Regions from separate parts of the Homo sapiens genome. Here region 2 is linked to region 1. The links are chromatin loops, found by intact Hi-C in ENCODE. Cell type or tissue: mammary epithelial cell. All regions are shown on one strand.

Region 1 (8,000 bases):
TAGTGAGACTGAGAATGCTGGAAACCTTTACAGAATAGTGAAACGAGACACGCTGTTGTTGCAGCCCTTTCTGTCATTCCTGTGGACAAATGTAGCAGCCATGGCTCAAGCTGCTTGCTCTTGGTGGGGGGAGCTCCACTCCTGAGGGCACGCGGGCCGCCTGCCCTGCTGATCTGGCCTGCCCCTCTCTCTGCCAGTCGCCTGCCCCTGACCTGGGGGCAAGGCTGGCCCCCGAAGACCTTGATATGCACGAAGAAAACACCACCCCACTCCTCCAGATCACAGCAGGTAGAGCAGCTCCGCACCCCAGCTGGGCGAAGGGGGACACTCATGCGAGGCCATGCGCAAAGGCGGGTCAGGTTCATTACTCAGCCTGCTGGCCTGACGCCTTGGTCCTGGTGCGTGCGGAGCTGAGGAAATGGGCCCGAGCGAAGGAAGTTCAATTGTCCAGACAAAATCAACTCGTGACACTCCTCAATCAATCCCTGGCTGAGCTGTGCTTTCCCTGCCTGGAGCAGTGAATGAGCTGGAGTGGCCTCGGACATCTGCCTTGGGAGCCCCGCACTGCAGCCTCTCTTTAAGGGCTCAGTGCGGTCTGAGCATAGTGGCTCACACCTGTAATCCCAGCACTTTGGGAGGCCGAGGCAGGTGGATCACTTGAGGCCAGGAGTTTGAGACGAGCCTGGCCAACGTGGGGAAAGCCTGTCTCTACTAAAAATACAAAAATTAGCTCGTCATTGGTGGCACAGGCCTGTAGTCCCAGCTGCTCGGGAGGCTGAGGCGGGAGAATCGCTTGAACCTGGGAGGTGAAGGTTGCAGTGAGCCGAGATCACGCCACTGCACTCCAGCCTCGTTGATGCAGTGAGACTCTGTCTCACACACACACTCACAAAGGCCATAGCGCGGGGGCCCTGGTGATGGCCTGGGAAGCCTCTCAGTGTTCATGATGACTGTCAAGTTAGACCAGTTTGTTTTTTTTTTTTTGAGACGGAGTTTTGCTCTTGTTGCCCAGGCTGGAGTGCAATGGCATGATCTCGGCTCACTGCAACCTCCACCTCCCGAGTTCAATCGATTCTTCTGCCTCAGCCTCCTGAGTAGCTGGGATTACAGGCATGCGCCACCACGCCTGGCTAATTTTGTATTTTTAGTAGAGACGAGGTTTCACCATGTTGGTCAGGATAGTCTCAAACTCCTGACCTCAGGTGATCCACCCGCCTTGGCCTCCCAAAGGGCCAGGATTATAGGCGTCAGCCACCGCGCCCAACGACAGACCAGTTTTAAAGCAGATACGGGCCTCCCTGAGTCTCGGTCTCCTCATCTGTAAAATGGGTGATAAGGGACCACCCCCGCCCCCTGCTAGAGTGGTTATTGGATCTGACCAGCTAATGGGTCCCTGGTGGGGTGGTGTGTAGAGTTGTGCAGGTGACATTGATGTGTGCAGGAATAAGGGGTCGAGGCCAGACCCTACCTTTCACCTGCTTGCTTGTTTTCGGAAGAGATGCTTCTGGAAGCGAGGTTGCCACCTAAGCAGCAGTGGCTGTCCTTGGGGGCCCCTGACGTCTTGGAAGGCATCGTGGACTCTCTGCTGCTTGAGGAGAAAGCAGGGCCCTTTGAGAGGTGTCAGCAGTCAGAGGACACCTAAGAGTGCTTCCTAGACATTCATTCATTTGTTCATTCATTAATTCATTGGTTCATTTGTTCGTCTACCAGATACTGAGCCCGTGTGATGGGCTAGGCATTGTCCAGGGCATTTGGGACCCAGAGGGAGCAAACGGCGTCAGCTCCTGTCTCCGTGAGCACCTGGCCAGCCTGTCACCCAGGGTCACCTGTTTATCTACCTGATGGGCCCCAAATTTGATCCATTCCATCAAGCTGCATCTGTTGAATAGTAATCAAGCTATTTTAAGTGGTTTTTGGAATGAGCATGGCATAAATAAAACAGGAAATTAATTTGTTTTCCCATTTTTTTATTGATCAAAGACATCCTCAGCTGCCAGTCAGAGCTTCTGATCAGCACGACGCAGCATTGTGGCCCCAGGGAGTCAGCACCACTCCAGCTGGAAGCAGAGCAGCCAGGCGTGCAATCGGTCTCTGCTAAGCGCAGTGTTAGTGACACTTGTTGAAGTATTTCAAGAAAACGCACTATGTCTATCTATGTCTGTGGGTACTTCCTGGAGCCTTTGCCGCAGGGCGTGGAGGCTGCACATGGAGACCCCCAGCTTGCTCAGAAAGACCCAGAGGCTTGAAAAGAGAGTGCCTGTTCTCCTGAGGCCCAGAAGCTGTGGTGCCCTGTTGCTTTCAGGGCTGTGGTGCCCAGGTTCCCTTTTGCAGCAAGGAGCACATGGGGTGGGGGTCTTCACCTCCCAGTTGCTGGGCTGCTCTGGCCATGAGCAGAGAGCCTGAGGCCAGGCCCCAGAAGTCCCTTGTCGGCCTGTGTCCCTCCCCCAGTCCCTGGCAGCTGCCTTGAGGAGCTCTGCTGCGAACTAAAGGCCAGCGGGGTGGCGGGCTAACAGCTCCAGGGTGGGACCATGGTGATGAAGGGCCCAGGTTCTCGTGCACTGTGGCTGCTCCTCAGCTCCAGCTAACTGTGGCACCCCAACCCCCCTGCCAGCTCTCCCAGTGACCAATGTCTCAGGGGACTTCTGGACTTCCCCAGTGAGATGGCCTCAGTACAGTCTCTTTGAGTGAGAGTCCCAGCATCGTGGGAGTCAGAGGGCAGGGTTCTCCTTGCCCATTTTACAGATTGAGAAACTGAGGTACAGAGAAGCTGTGTGGCTGTTGAGTGGGAGCAGGCCTGGGTTGTCCCCACCTGGAGCACCTGCTGTGGGGTCTGCACTGGAATGTGGTTGTGTGCAAGAGGCCAGGGGGAGGTAGGACTGTGCAGGACAGGAGTCGGTGGTTCAGGGATGCCAGCCAGAGACCTGGGAGGAGCCCTGCCTGTTGGTGACGATCTACATGGATGGGGAAGGTTGGGCCAGGCGATCTGGAGACCCCAGCTTGGGGCTTTCCCTGCAGGACCCCACCCCCAGCTGAGTGCCACTCCTGGGACTGAGGACACCCGGGCCCCTGACCTTCCTGGTGGGGCAGCCAAAGGGACTTTCCCGGGCATGGGCCTGCCAGAGGCTGGGGGCATCCTGAGAGGAACCGGGCCTGGGTTCAGATCGCGGGTCACCTGCCTTCTGGGGCCTCCATTTCCACATCTGACGGAGCAAATGTGGATGTGAAAGTGCTAGTGGGCTGTGAAATGGCGCATGCGTGCTAGTTAGTTATTATGTGCCGATCAATCAGGTCAGCCCCCTCCTCTCTGGCCCCATTCCTAAGCCTTGGTTTCTGTGGGTGGGGCCTGCCCCTCAAGCCCAAAGGCCGGGCTCCTACACTCAGTGCCTCCCCATCTCCTCTGAACAGACTGAGTTTTTGTCAAAGTACTGTTGTCATTTTAAAAAAGAAAAAATAATGGGATTTCCCTGCCCAGAAACCCATAGACAGGATAGCTTAGAGGCCAGCAGTCTGGCCTTGGGGGTCAAACCATCCCAGATCCATTGTTAGCTCAGTTACATCCTTGCTAGTGACCTTGGGCAGGCCAGCTGACCTCCTGAAACCTCAGTTTCCTCATCTGTAAATTAGGAATTGCTGCAGTGACTCAAGGGAGCTCTTAGCCCAGTGCCTGGCCTTCTGGAAAACCTGGCGGCCGTGGAGCGCCTATAATCACTGTGAGTCAGCGCACCGAGACGCGTAGCCAGTCTTGGCCGGAAGGGCCTGGAGCTCTGTGCCAGAGCCTCACTGTGCACATGAGGAGACTTGCCCGAGCTCTCCTGGGAGGAGGGAGCAGCGAGGGTCACCTCCCATAAAGGTCAGCCCGGCCCCACGCTCCTCCTGCATGGTCCAGCTGGGGCCCAGGAGTCAGCCCCTGAGACAGTGTGGCACCTGCCTTGACGACGCAGGCCTTGTGCTGCCGTCCTTGGCGAGACAGGACTTTCTTGCATCCCCTTAGGCGGGGGCCTGCTGCCCTTTTGCATCCCGGCCACTCCATTTGCCCCTGAATCCTGGGCCTACCCATGAGCTCACTGCTTGGAGCTTGGTTGTCTGTCTGTGCAGTGGGCCAGTGCACACCTCACAGGCTCTGCAGGTGGTGAGTGAGTTGGCTGTTGTGCACGTCAGCATCCTCCCTGCCTGTGGTCATTGTCAGGCTCTGCTATTACTCCATCACCATTGCCCAGGGGTCGATGGCCAAGCCACCTGTGTTCAAACTGCAGCTCCCCAGCTGAGGCCTGCTGGCTATGTGACTCAGGCAAGTGGATTTGCCTCCCCCGGCTTAGTTTCCCCTTTTGTACCCCTCTCAGGTCATGCCGGCTAGATGCCAGCTCTGGAGGGCGAGGCAGGCCTGTCCTGTTTCCCACTCCAGCACTGCCGGTGACCCGTTGCCAGTAAGGGGCAGTGGAAGGGCCCACATAGGCTGAAGGGCGCCCCTGCTCTCGGTGGGCTGCCGTGGGTTCTGCAGGGCAGAGAGGCCTGTCCCTGCCATTGTGTCCCCATCACAATAGATTGTTTCAGAGACCCTAAAGAGACGTGACTGTCCTGTGAGCATGTGAGCTTGGCCGGTGAAGCTTGCCATCCAGGATGCCCTCGGGCCTCACCTGTGGCTCAGACCTGGGCTCCTGGCTCTGGGGTCTTGGCTCTCCGGCCCTGCGCCGCCTCTCCTGTCTGTGACACCCCGCCCTGGCGCCTTGCAAGAGCTGAAGGACAGTGCAGCTGAACCTGGGGAGGTGGGCGACTGGGCATGGAGCCTGTGTCACCACACTAATCCGATTTCAGCCTGATTAGATCTGCGGCTGCCGATGAATGGGCCGGAGAGAAAGGGGCTGACGTTTCCAGGGCACACTACACGCTGCCTCTCATTGCAGCGCCAGAGCCTGGACAAGGGATTCTTGGGGCCCAGGGGCGGGAGCCCTCCCTGCAGTCTGGGGCTGTGGGGAGCAGGAGGTGGGGTAGCCCATGCCCCCTCAGAGTGCCCTAAACAAACACAGTGGGGACCCCATAGCCGCCAGCCTGGGGGAGAGGGCACTCAGCCCTGGGACCCTTGTCACAGGGCTTGTTTTCTGGGGACAGACCCTTGCTGTGGCCACTCAGCTGGACTTAAAGTCCAGGATGCTGGGGGAAGCAGTGGCTGCCTTTGTGGGGGGTCCCGAAGGCCAGGTTGGATCAATGAGAGAGAAGAATGCCGCTTGCTCCTGCAGCCACAGGTGACAGCTGAAGCCAGCCTTCATAGCTTGGGCGTGGACAGGGGACTTTTCACCTGGCGCTGACCACCATCTGGGCCTCCCTTTGCCACTGTCCCTCGGCCTGTGTCCTCAGTGGGCCCCTGTGGCCATGATGCACCTGCAGCAACCTCAGCCTTGGGTCCGGTCCCTGCCAACCGTCAGGGTCTCTGTCTAGAACCTGGACCTTGAGGCTCTGATTGGCTCCAGAGCGACCACAGACCTTGCAAACCAGGCCACTGAGGAAAGGGGTACAGGGATGGCAGGAGGGACCTGGTGCCTGCCCACACGCCCGTCCTCTCAGAGGGCCTTTGCCCTGGCCGATGTCGACATGGCTTCATTCTTGGCGCTGCCGCCCTCTGGTCAGGTGCCCACGTCCTTAACTCTCTGTGCCTCAGTTTCCCTTTGTGGAAAATGGGATGAACTGTAGAAAGCACAGGAAATGCTCCCTGAAGGGAGGCCGGGCCGTGTGTGGCCTCCCTCGAGGTGGAGCCTGACGTGGCCCCCAGGCTTTGTCCCGGTCTCTGCCATCCCCGTCCGTGCAGTCCCTGTCCCTGCCATCTGCATCAGCCTGTGTGGCTCAGTTTTGCAGAGACCACCCTGGGTTGGGCCCAGAGCTGCACCAGGAGGACTTCTTAAAGGTTAGGGTGGCCAGAGTGGCCACGGGTGGGGCCGGGCCAGGCACAGCAGTTGCTGGGCCCATGGGAAAGGGGTGCGCTGGGCCCATCCTGTGCCCGAAAGGAAGCCTGGGCCTGGCCGGCTGTGATTATGGTTGGGATCTGTGTAATTAACTCTAAACTTGGGAGGCTGAGGAAGAATGAAAATAAATGCTTAGTGGAAATTACAGACAAGCCATATTCAAAAAATAGTCACGCCAGGCTGGAAGCTGCAGCACATGCAGCCGCGCAGATGAGCGAGAGGGCGTAGCCCCTGCCCCGGCTCAGGCCTGCTCCCAGCTCCAGTGTCTGGGGCTGTCCTAACCAAGCACCATCGACCGTGGTGGCTTTAAGCAGCAGAACCTTATTGTTCCCAGGGCTGCAGGCCAGCAGCCTGAATCAATTGTGTGTGGCAGCAACAGCTCCTTCGTGGGGCCACGGAGGAGAGCCCGTCCCACGCCCTCTCCCGCTTCTGGCAACGGTGGCCACCCTTGGAGTGGCTGGCCCACAGCTGTGTCACTCCCAGTTGCTAAGGAAAGGGGCCCATCTCACATGCACTCCTCGTGGGTCTGTGTCTCCATGTCTCTCTGTGTCTCTTCTAATTAATCTTTGTATTGTGGTAAAATACACATAACGTAAAACTCAGTGTCTTCTCCGGTTTTCCTCTAGAGCACCGTCCAGTAGGGTCAAGCACATTCACTTTGTTGGCAAGCACCATCACCACCATCCACAGAACTCTCTGGTCTTCCCAAGCAAGAGCTCTGTTCCCCACGAAACCACCCCATCGCTCAGCCCTTCGAGGGCGCCCACTATTCTCCTTTCTCTCTGTGGATCTGACGACTCCAGGGGCCTCATGAAAGTGGAATCACGGCCTGGCGTGGTGGCTCACGCCTGTAATCCCAGCACTTTGGGAGGCTGAGGCAGGCAGATCACCTGAGGTCAAGAGTTGGAGACCAGCCTGACCAACGTGGAGAAACCCCGTCTCTACTAAAAATACAAAAATTAGCTGGGCATGGTGGTGCGTGCCTGTAATCCCAGCTACTCGGGAGGCTCAGGCAGGAGAATTCGCTTGAACCTGGGAGGCAGAGGTTGTGGTGAGCCGAGATCACACCATTACACTCCAGCCTGGGAAACAAGGGCGAAATTCCGTCCCCCCCCCCCCCCAAAAAAAAGTGGACTCACACAGGATTTGTCCTTTCATGTCTGTATTCTTCAGAATTAACAGGTCGTGAAAAACAAAGATCATGGAGTGTTTTAGACTCACATTGTCTAAGCTAGCAGTTACTAGCCACATGTAGCTTTAAAATTTAACTTAAAATTAGCAATCTAGGTTTTCAGTAGCCACCTTTTTTTTTTCTTTTTTTTGAGACGGAGTCTCGCTCTGTCACCCAGGCTGGAGTGCAGTGGTGCGATCTCGGCTCACTGCAACCTCCGCTTCCTGAGTTCAAATGATTCTCTTGCCGCAGCCTCCCGAGTAGCTGGGACTACAGGTGTGCGCCACCACGCCCGGCTAATTTTTGTATTTTTAGTAGAGACAGGGTTTTACCATGTTGGCCAGGCTGGTCTTGAACTCCTGACCTCTAGTGATCTACCCGCCTCGGCCTCCTAAAGTGCTGGGATTACAGGCGTGAGCTGCTGCGCCCAGCCGGACTAGCCACATTTGAGTGTTTGGTGGGCACAGGTGTCTAGTGGCTGCCCTATTGGACGGTAGATGGATAGAACGTTCCTGTCATTCCAGAAAGTTCTGTTGGAGGACTGTACCAGATTAATGGAGACTGAAGAGGCATGGCAGCAGAAACTGTGTGTGATCCCATATTGGAACCTGGGCCAGTTTTTTTTTTTTTTTCTTTTAGCTATAAGGACATTTTGGTTGTCCTTTATATATTAGGGAAATGCAAGTAAGGTCTATAGATAAGATAACCGTGTGGTGTCCATGTTAATTTCCTGGTTTTGCTGTAGGTACTGTGATTATGGAAGAGGATGTCCTTGTTCTTAGGAATTACACACTCAGGTATTTAGGGATAAAGGAGTGTCATTACTGTAGTTAATCTCGAGTGTTCAGAAACACACACACACACACACACACACA
Region 2 (8,000 bases), 150 kb after region 1:
TTTCCGTAGCATCGCACGTGTCTCACTGCGTCCCAGTGTGGCCAGTGCAGACACGGCAGGGTGGGAGCCATGTGTTGTGAAGCCCCCCCCTCTGCACACACCTGGTGCATGGACTGGTTCCGGGAGCCTGGCTAGAGAAGGGCCAAACGTCTGGGCCTGAGTTCTGGGCTTAGGTCTCCCCTCTCTGTGGGCGGGGGTACAGGTGGGTGGGTTCAGGCTTTCCTCGGGGAGGGCTCTCCCATCGCCCTGTCGCCCTCCCAGGAGTGCACACTGAAGGTCCAGGATGGAAAATTTAAGCTGCAAGACCTGCTGGTGGTCCCCATGCAGAGGGTGCTCAAATACCACCTGCTCTTGAAGGTGAGGCTCTGGGCCCCGGGTGCCTGCGGGGTCATCACTGCTGGAGTCAGATGAGGGCTGGCAGCTTCCAGGGGGTATAGGTTGCAGCCCACAGACAGATTAAGTTGAATATAGACAAGTCAGTTCATGCTTAGCTCATAATCACCGCTCAATGCATGTGATGGCCGATTATCACAGTAAATACACAGAGGAAAATGATGAGTCCAATCACTAAAGAGGTCAGAAAACTGAAAGAGACAGAAAAGCGTCCTCACACCAGGAATAAGAAAGCTACTGTGGTTGGTCTCTGAGCTTCCTGGTGGCCATGGCAGAAATGGACATGGAAGGGCTTCAGGAAAGCCAGACCTGGGAGGGAAGGCGGTGGTTTCTGCCCGGCACCTTGCGAGGCCCTTTTCCCGTGGAATGCTGGCACAGCGCCTTGCTTTTTGCTGCCTTCATGGCCCTTCTCACGGTCACTCCCTTCCCTTATCCACAAGGTTTGGGAGCGCCCCTGCCAAGAAGTGGGGTATCCCCTGTGGAGGAGTCACTCTCTGTCCTTTGGTGTCGGGCAGCCAAACCCAGCCTGGCTGGCGGGTGGGGGTGGCTTTCTTCTGAGGACTTGGTTCTGTGCACACCTCCTGCCCCAGGTAGGGGCCAGGGCAGAGGCCAGAACCCCCGAGTGGTAACACATGACACTCTTCTCACCCTTCCAGGAGCTTCTGAGCCATTCTGCGGAACGGCCTGAGAGGCAGCAGCTCAAAGAAGCACTGGAAGCCATGCAGGTGTGTGGGTAAACTGAGGCAGGGGAGAAGCCACCGTCTGGCTTAGCCCGTGTTCTTGGACTGGAATTGGGCTCATTAACGAGCCTCAGTTTTGACTGTGGACAGTTTCCTGGGACAGCAGGAGTTGGGGCAGGGCAGGGCAGGGCAGTGGGTGAGACCCACAGGAGGTAGAGGTGACGGGTGGAGGGCACTGCAGGTCAGGTGCCCCCTCAGGTGTCCCGAGTCCTAACCTCACCTGTCCAACAAGACCTCCCTTGAGCCTCCCCTCCCCCTGCTTTTCCCCCAGGCATTGGCCTCCATTCTGGGCTTTCTGGCCCAGTGCTTCTCACTCCCAGCACTGAGGCTTCTGCTTCTAAAATGCCACCTCCGGTGCCATCTCTCAGCTACCTGCCTGGGGAGCTCCTTCGCTCCTGGCTGTTTCGAGGGCCCCCAGCCAGCCATGCCTCCCTCTCTCCCCTTGTCCGGGTGAGCTCAGCTCATGCCACTCCCTTGCTCAGAAACCTTCCGTGGCTCCCTCTGCCCATGAAGCAGGCATGGGCTCCTCACTCTGGCACTCCCGGCCTTCTGCAGGATACTTGCCCCTGATGTCGCAGCTGTGTTCAGCACAGTTCCAGGCAGGTTTGATCCCTCCCAGGCTCCTGCACGTGCCCTGCACTTCCCCGGCTCCGGGTGTTGGCTCAGGTGCACCCTCCTCCTCGTCACCTGGCCACGTCCTGCTCATCCTGCCTTCACTGTGGACAGAACGTTTTCCAGGGAGGATCGCCCCCCACTGGGTTCTGTCCTCAGGGAACTGGCTTCCTCGTGGGTGGCACTCTTCCTCCTGGACACACTTGTTCGTGCCATCTCCTTCCCAGCCAGGCATGTGTCAGCCATAGTCACCTGTGTCCCCAGGCCAGGCACAGCACCTGGCATGTGGTAGGTCCCCTCCAGCTGCATCTGGGTGGAGGGATGACGACCCCCCCCACATCTCCCTCGTCGGGAGCACAGGACACCTCTGCCAGCCCCCCTCAGGGCTGCAGTCCTGCCCTCTGACACCTGGCCCCTGCCCTCTGGGCAGCCCCCCTGGGCTTTGGGCCCCCTTTTCCTTTCCCAGGTACCTCATTTAAGGAGCTCCCTCTGGGTGGGGGAGGGGCTGTAATCTGTCTCTGTCTATAGCTGCTGTTGGGCTGGGACGGGAGTGGGGCCAGTGCTTGGCCGCCGGTGCTAAGAGGTTCTCTGAGCAGGGCTTGTGCTCGGGGAGAAATTTACTCCAAATCCTGTGGGCACTCGTGTGTGGGCACGGGAGGTGGTCCCAGAGACCTTCAGATTCCCGCTCGGCTGCACTGGGCAGCGAGCACCCTGAGGAATGCTCCAGGAAAGCCTCCTGCCATGACGGGCTGACAGAACTTTCTCGGTGTCAGCTCTGCAGCCCCCAAGCCGCCCCTCTCCAACACCTGCTCTGGCCTGTCTGCTGTGAGCCACGGTGTGTGAGCCAGCGTGGATGCGTCCTCGGGGGCTCTGAGACAGTGACAGCAGGTGCAGTGGGCCGTGCACCCGGGCCCTGAGTGTGGTCTTGCGTTTCATACTCTCAGCACTCGGTGTCTGGCTGGCGAGTGGCTCTGAGCCCCTCGACGGGATGGTTTCCCAGGAGTGTAGCTCACGGTGCTGCACAAAGTACTCGGTGACTTGCGGGTGTGCGTCTGCCTTTCTGAGAGCCACCGAACCTCATCATGAAACTTCAGGGCTGGGGGGATTTTAGAAGTCTTTTGATCCATTCCCAATTTATATAGGAAGTCATTCATGCAGCCACTATGGGAGTCGTCGCTGTACCTGGGCTTGATTTCCCCTAGGGACTGAGGGCTCACTCCTTGTACGGCAGCGTCTTTGAGAATCAGCCCCCGTGCCGCTGTGGGCCTGAGGTTTGTCTCCAAGGGAATTGCGGTTTTAGGTCCAAGCTCCATGAGCTGACTGCAGTCCTGCCTCTGTATCAAAGTACAGACATTTCCCTCACCTGCTCATTCATTCGGGCAACTTCCATCTGTTCCTATTTCATGCCAGGCATTGGGCCAGGTGCACGCAGGGGCCGCGGTGGTCACAGTTGTAATGTTTCTGCCTTTGGGAGGGGGGTGGTCCTGAGCTCCAGACTTGCTACTGGGGTCCTTGTCTCTGGGAATTTATTCCTTATTTTAAAGGCAAGTGGACAACGACAAGAAAACGGAACACCCCTTTCAGACAGCGTGCTGCAGCCTCCCCAGGAAGTTCCCTCCTGCGGGGTGGGTGGGGAGCCAATGGTGAGGTCTTCTAGGAACGAGGAAGGGCGGGAGGGATGGGAACCTGCTGAAGACCTGGCTCTGGCTCTGGCTCTGGCCCTGGCTGGTCACTTGCATTTTGGGGAATTCCACCCGCTGCTCTCGGGGGGCAGGGCCAGGACCGCCCACGTGGCCGGCTCCCTTGGGTTCCGCTGTGGGCCAGGTCTGGACACTGCGTTTTCTGGACTGAAGTGGGCACTGCTCTCTGGTGGCCAGCACGAGGATTGCAGCACGGCAGGCAGGCGCCGGAGTGGGGGTGGCCAGACCCGTGGAGAGAGGGACTTCCTGACCCCTCATTCTGTCCAGGCTCCAAGGGGAGGCTGTGGCTTAGAGAGGCTGGGGAGGGGGAAGCTTCCCAAGAACAGGGACATAGGTCAGCCCAAGTCTAGGTGGCTCTTATGTGGCCTGATGTGGCTCCCACACACAGGGCTGCTTCCCTCTATTAGGATGTTTAAGAGGGACCACGTGATGGGGTAGAAAGAAGTGGCACCAGCCAGGAGTTTGGGGCTCTTGGCATCATCACTGACGAGGTGTGGCTCTCGGTCAGTGTGTTCCCTTTCCTGCCTCAGTTTCCTCATCTGTCATGCAGAGGTGATGTTTTTCAGCCCTCCTGTCTCGAGGGCGGCCTCCCCGGCAGGATGGAGGAAGAAGGTCCAGAAACGCCCGGTGCCTGGATGCTGGGTGGGGGGTGGGGGGGGGGGTCCCTTGGGGGCTGAGCTCCTGCATGTATGTGCGTGCATGCACACACACGCTCACACACACACACCCTGCACAGCACAGCTTGCTCACACACACAACCACACAGTCAGACACACCCCACCCGGCACAACCTGCTCACATACACACACACAATAACACACACCCAATCACACGCACCCCACTCAGCATAACCTGCTCACACAATCACACACACAATCACACACACCCTACCCAGTACAGCCCACTCAGACACACATGTTCTCACACAATCACTCATACACATACACACCACAGCACAGCCCGCTCACACACACACACACATGCACCCCACCCAGCACAGCTCACTCACACATACACACAATCACACACACATACCCCACCCAGCACAGCTCGCTCACATACCACACACCCCACCCAGTACAGCCCGCTTATACACACAGTCACACACACCCCAACCAGCACAACCAGCTCACACACACAGTCACACACACCCCACCCAGTACAGCCCGCTTACACACACACAGTCACACACACCCCACCCAGCACAACCCGCTCACACACACCCCACACAGTACAGCCCGCTCACACACACATGCTGTCTCACACACACACACCACAGCACAGTCCGCTCACACATGCTCACACACACACACCCCACCCAGCACAGCTCATTCACACACAGTCACACACCCCCCACCCAGCACAGCCCGCTCACATGCACACACACCCCACCCAGTACAGCCTGCTTACACACACAGTCACACACACCCCACCCAGCACAGCCCGCTCACCTCTGCCTCTTGTTTTCAAGGACTTGGCGATGTACATCAATGAAGTTAAACGGGACAAGGAGACCTTGAGGAAAATCAGCGAATTTCAGAGTTCTATAGAAAATTTGGTGAGTGAGACTGACTCTTCAGGCTAGGGAAGGTCGATGAGGACGTACCTATAAAGTCACGTTCACAGCCCCAGTATTGAGTGAGCTCCATGGGCAGCCACACCATGGCTGCCTGTTGAGAGGCTGGTGCCCGGCAACTTCTGAGTTTGATCTCAGACCCCCAGCATCCACGCTTCCTTGCCCACGACAGCCAACCCAAGTGCCCTGTGCACTGAAGACTGCCTGTGCTCGGGGGGAGGGGGACGGGGAGGGGAGGGGACAGGGGAGGGACTGTATTCATTGCCCAGCCCCCCTTCTCCCCCAAGCCTAGACAGAAGACCCCTTCAAGTCCAAGAGGAGAACTGTGTCTCCCAGGGGCAGGAGACGCCCCCTGGTTCGTGGACCCCTGGCCCACCCTCACCTTGACTCTCCCCTCCAGGGGCAATGGACAGGGTTTGGGCCCAGGCTCGGTGGGGCCGGCAGTCGCCTCTGCTCCTCGGACCCCATCAGGCAGGGCTGCCACCTCCTGGGGCTCCCCAGAGTCTGGCCCTGCAGAGGCCAGGCTTGGGCTACCGAGTCAGTCACCTCGTCCTGCCTGGGGAGAGGGGATGCGCCACCCCAGGAAGCAAACTCCCTGGTCTGTGCTGACCGGAGCCGACTTCCCGAGGATCTGCTGGTTCTAACCTGGGCTTCTCCACCTCAGCACTGCTGACGTCTGGGGCTGGATCATTCTTGGTTGTGGGACCTGCCCCTGTGCGTTACAGGATGTGGAGCAGTGTACCTGCCTGCCACCCACCAGACACCAGTAGCACCCCCACCCCCTCAAGTAATGCCAACCAGATATGCCTCTGGACATTACCAGAGGGTCCTTTGGGTGGCAAAATTACCCCTGGTGGTGAATCACAAACATTTTCACCCTGGTGATTTCACTGACATGAAGCTGGCAGGGGAAGGTCCCCGATGGCCAGGCCACACCCACCCGGTGCCAGCAGCACAAAGAGAATGCCCTCCGCGAACGTGGGGCACGGAAAAGCACCTGCGATACGTCGGCGATGAAAGAAAAAAAAAATAAGCTTCTGAAGGGCATTATGATACTGCCCCCTTCATCTTTCATTTTAGAAAGAAATTAAAATGTGTGGGTGCAGAGGAGGCCAAGGACGGCCGCACCCTGCACCATCAGCACCTGGCGGGTCCGTGCTGCCGTGAGCTCCTGCGCGAGGCGGTCACAAATGCGTACAGTGAGCAGGACGTGAGGAGAAAAGTTCGTTTTGTTTTGTTTTTTAAGTTTTTACATAGAAGTAATACTTGTTCATTAAACAGCAAGAACAGGCTGGGCGCGGTGGTCATGCCTGTAATCCCAGCACTCTGGGAGGCTGAGGTGGAAGGATCACTTGAGGTCAGGAGTTCGAGACCAACCTGGCAAATGTGGTAAAACCCTGTCTCTACTAAAAATACAAAAATTAGCCAGGCGTGCTGGCGGGTGCCTATAATCGCAGCTACTTGGGAGGCTGAGGCAGGAGAATCTCTTGAACCCGGGAGGCAGAGGTTGCAGTGAGCCACGATTGCGCCACTGCACTCCAGCCTGGGTGACGTAGTGAGACTATCTCAAAAACGACAACAACAAGAATAAAACAGCATGGCCAGCAGGCGTCGAGCATCCCCATGAGCCAGGCCCTGTACCCAGTCCTGGCTCTGAATCCCATTGCCACAGGGAAGGTGGTGAGAGCTGAGATCAGAGGCCTGGAGCAAGTTGACTGGGACTATGTGACACCAAAGCTGTCCTTGCAGCCTCTGGGGCTGAGACCTTGGAAGGAGACACTGAGCCTGTGCCTCGAGCACCTCCCAGGCAGGGCCCTGTTCGTGTCTTGAAGCATTTTCCTCCACCTTTTCCTGTCTGTGTGGACACTTTGAAAGCCACGCAGGGAACATGTCAAGAGAAGCTCTCTCTGAATCAGAAGAGTCACAGAGACAAAACCAGACAGACAACGAAAATGAACCTCAGCGAACCACACAGGGGTCTGAGTCGAAGCCTCACCCTTGGCAGGACCCCGGCCCCACCCGCCCTGCAGCAGATAGGCGCTGTTTGTTCTCTCCTGAACGTGGGGCTTGGGCTTCTGGCTTTTCCGACCGGGTCCCGCTTGGGGCTCCACACAGCGGCGGCCTCTGTGAACACAACCGGCACCGTCAATCGCCCTTTGTCCCCAGAGCTGAAGGGAGCCCCTTGGCAGGGCTGGCCAGGAAAGGGAGAGAAGCTGCCAGGCCCAGTCCCTTCCCGGTCTTCTGCACCCTCCCTCGTCCATCCTGAGCACCAGCTGGGAGCCACAGGGGCTGTTTCCCTTCGTCCCGCCTCTGCTGCCTGTGGGGAGTTCCCTTGGGTGCACGACAGTCTGCCCTGCCCGTGCGGTCAGGAGAACTGGGGCTGCTCCAGCCCCGGCTGACGGCCCCTCTCCTTCTTCCCAGCAAGTGAAACTGGAGGAATTTGGAAGACCAAAGATTGACGGGGAACTGAAAGTCCGGTCCATAGTCAACCACACCAAGCAGGACAGGTGAGCAGGGCGCGTGTTGTGGGCTGGGTGGCGTCCCGCCAGGGTCTGGCTCTCCCTCCCAGGGAGCCACTCCTAAGTGGCTCTGGAAGCCAGGCCTTCCTGTGGAAAGAGCTGCCTGGCGGTGGCTTTGTGTTGTTCAGTTTTAATTGCTTCCTTCCTTCTCGTCAGCGAGCGGGCGCCACAGCAGTGGGGCTTTTGTGCCTGTGGCGGGCACCAGGCTGGGCTGGGGCAGCCAAAGATGAGGGCCAGGCCCCTCACTGCCAATGCTCAGCCTCCAGGAACCCAAGACAGGCCCAGAGTGGTCGGATGGGCTCTTTGCCAAATGACTGCCGGAGAGTGTCCAGGCGCACGGTGGCCCAGGCTTGTCCAGGGCCCTCCTTGTGCACCTACTGTGTGCTGGGGCAGGGGTCACAGCAGATCTGGGTCCCACCCTCTTGAGGCTCCCAGTCCAGCGCGGGATCAACTGGGAGTA

Evidence for each region. Hi-C counts contacts between places; a loop is a spot of excess contacts. Peaks named below come from ENCODE experiments on the same cell type or tissue, not always from the same donor. Only the 100,000 strongest peaks of a DNase experiment are listed, where the experiment ranks them.
Region 2: a loop joins it to region 1, with 4 times the contacts of the local background. A loop is called at or near these places in 4 of 110 quality-filtered maps.

Annotation. Positions count from the first base shown.
Region 1 is chr9:133,940,684-133,948,683 of GRCh38, reverse strand. All of the region lies in intron 1 of VAV2 (vav guanine nucleotide exchange factor 2), which reads left to right. Among named protein-coding and RNA genes, the nearest start is that of VAV2, 48 kb to the left of the region's middle. RefSeq lists enhancers at 1-293, 2,635-2,744, 3,405-3,454, 3,494-4,347. In mammary epithelial cell, a CTCF peak has its summit at 3,701; DNase peaks (open chromatin) are centred at 3,733 and 4,153; H3K27ac peaks cover 1,752 bases.
Region 2 is chr9:133,788,786-133,796,785 of GRCh38, reverse strand. It overlaps VAV2 (vav guanine nucleotide exchange factor 2), which reads left to right. Exons shown (of 30, transcript NM_001134398.2): 11 at 262-357; 12 at 1,050-1,118; 13 at 4,917-5,003; 14 at 7,443-7,528. Among named protein-coding and RNA genes, the nearest start is that of SARDH, 54 kb to the right of the region's middle. RefSeq lists an enhancer at 3,718-3,767. In mammary epithelial cell, a CTCF peak has its summit at 3,612 (motif pointing left); a DNase peak (open chromatin) is centred at 3,535.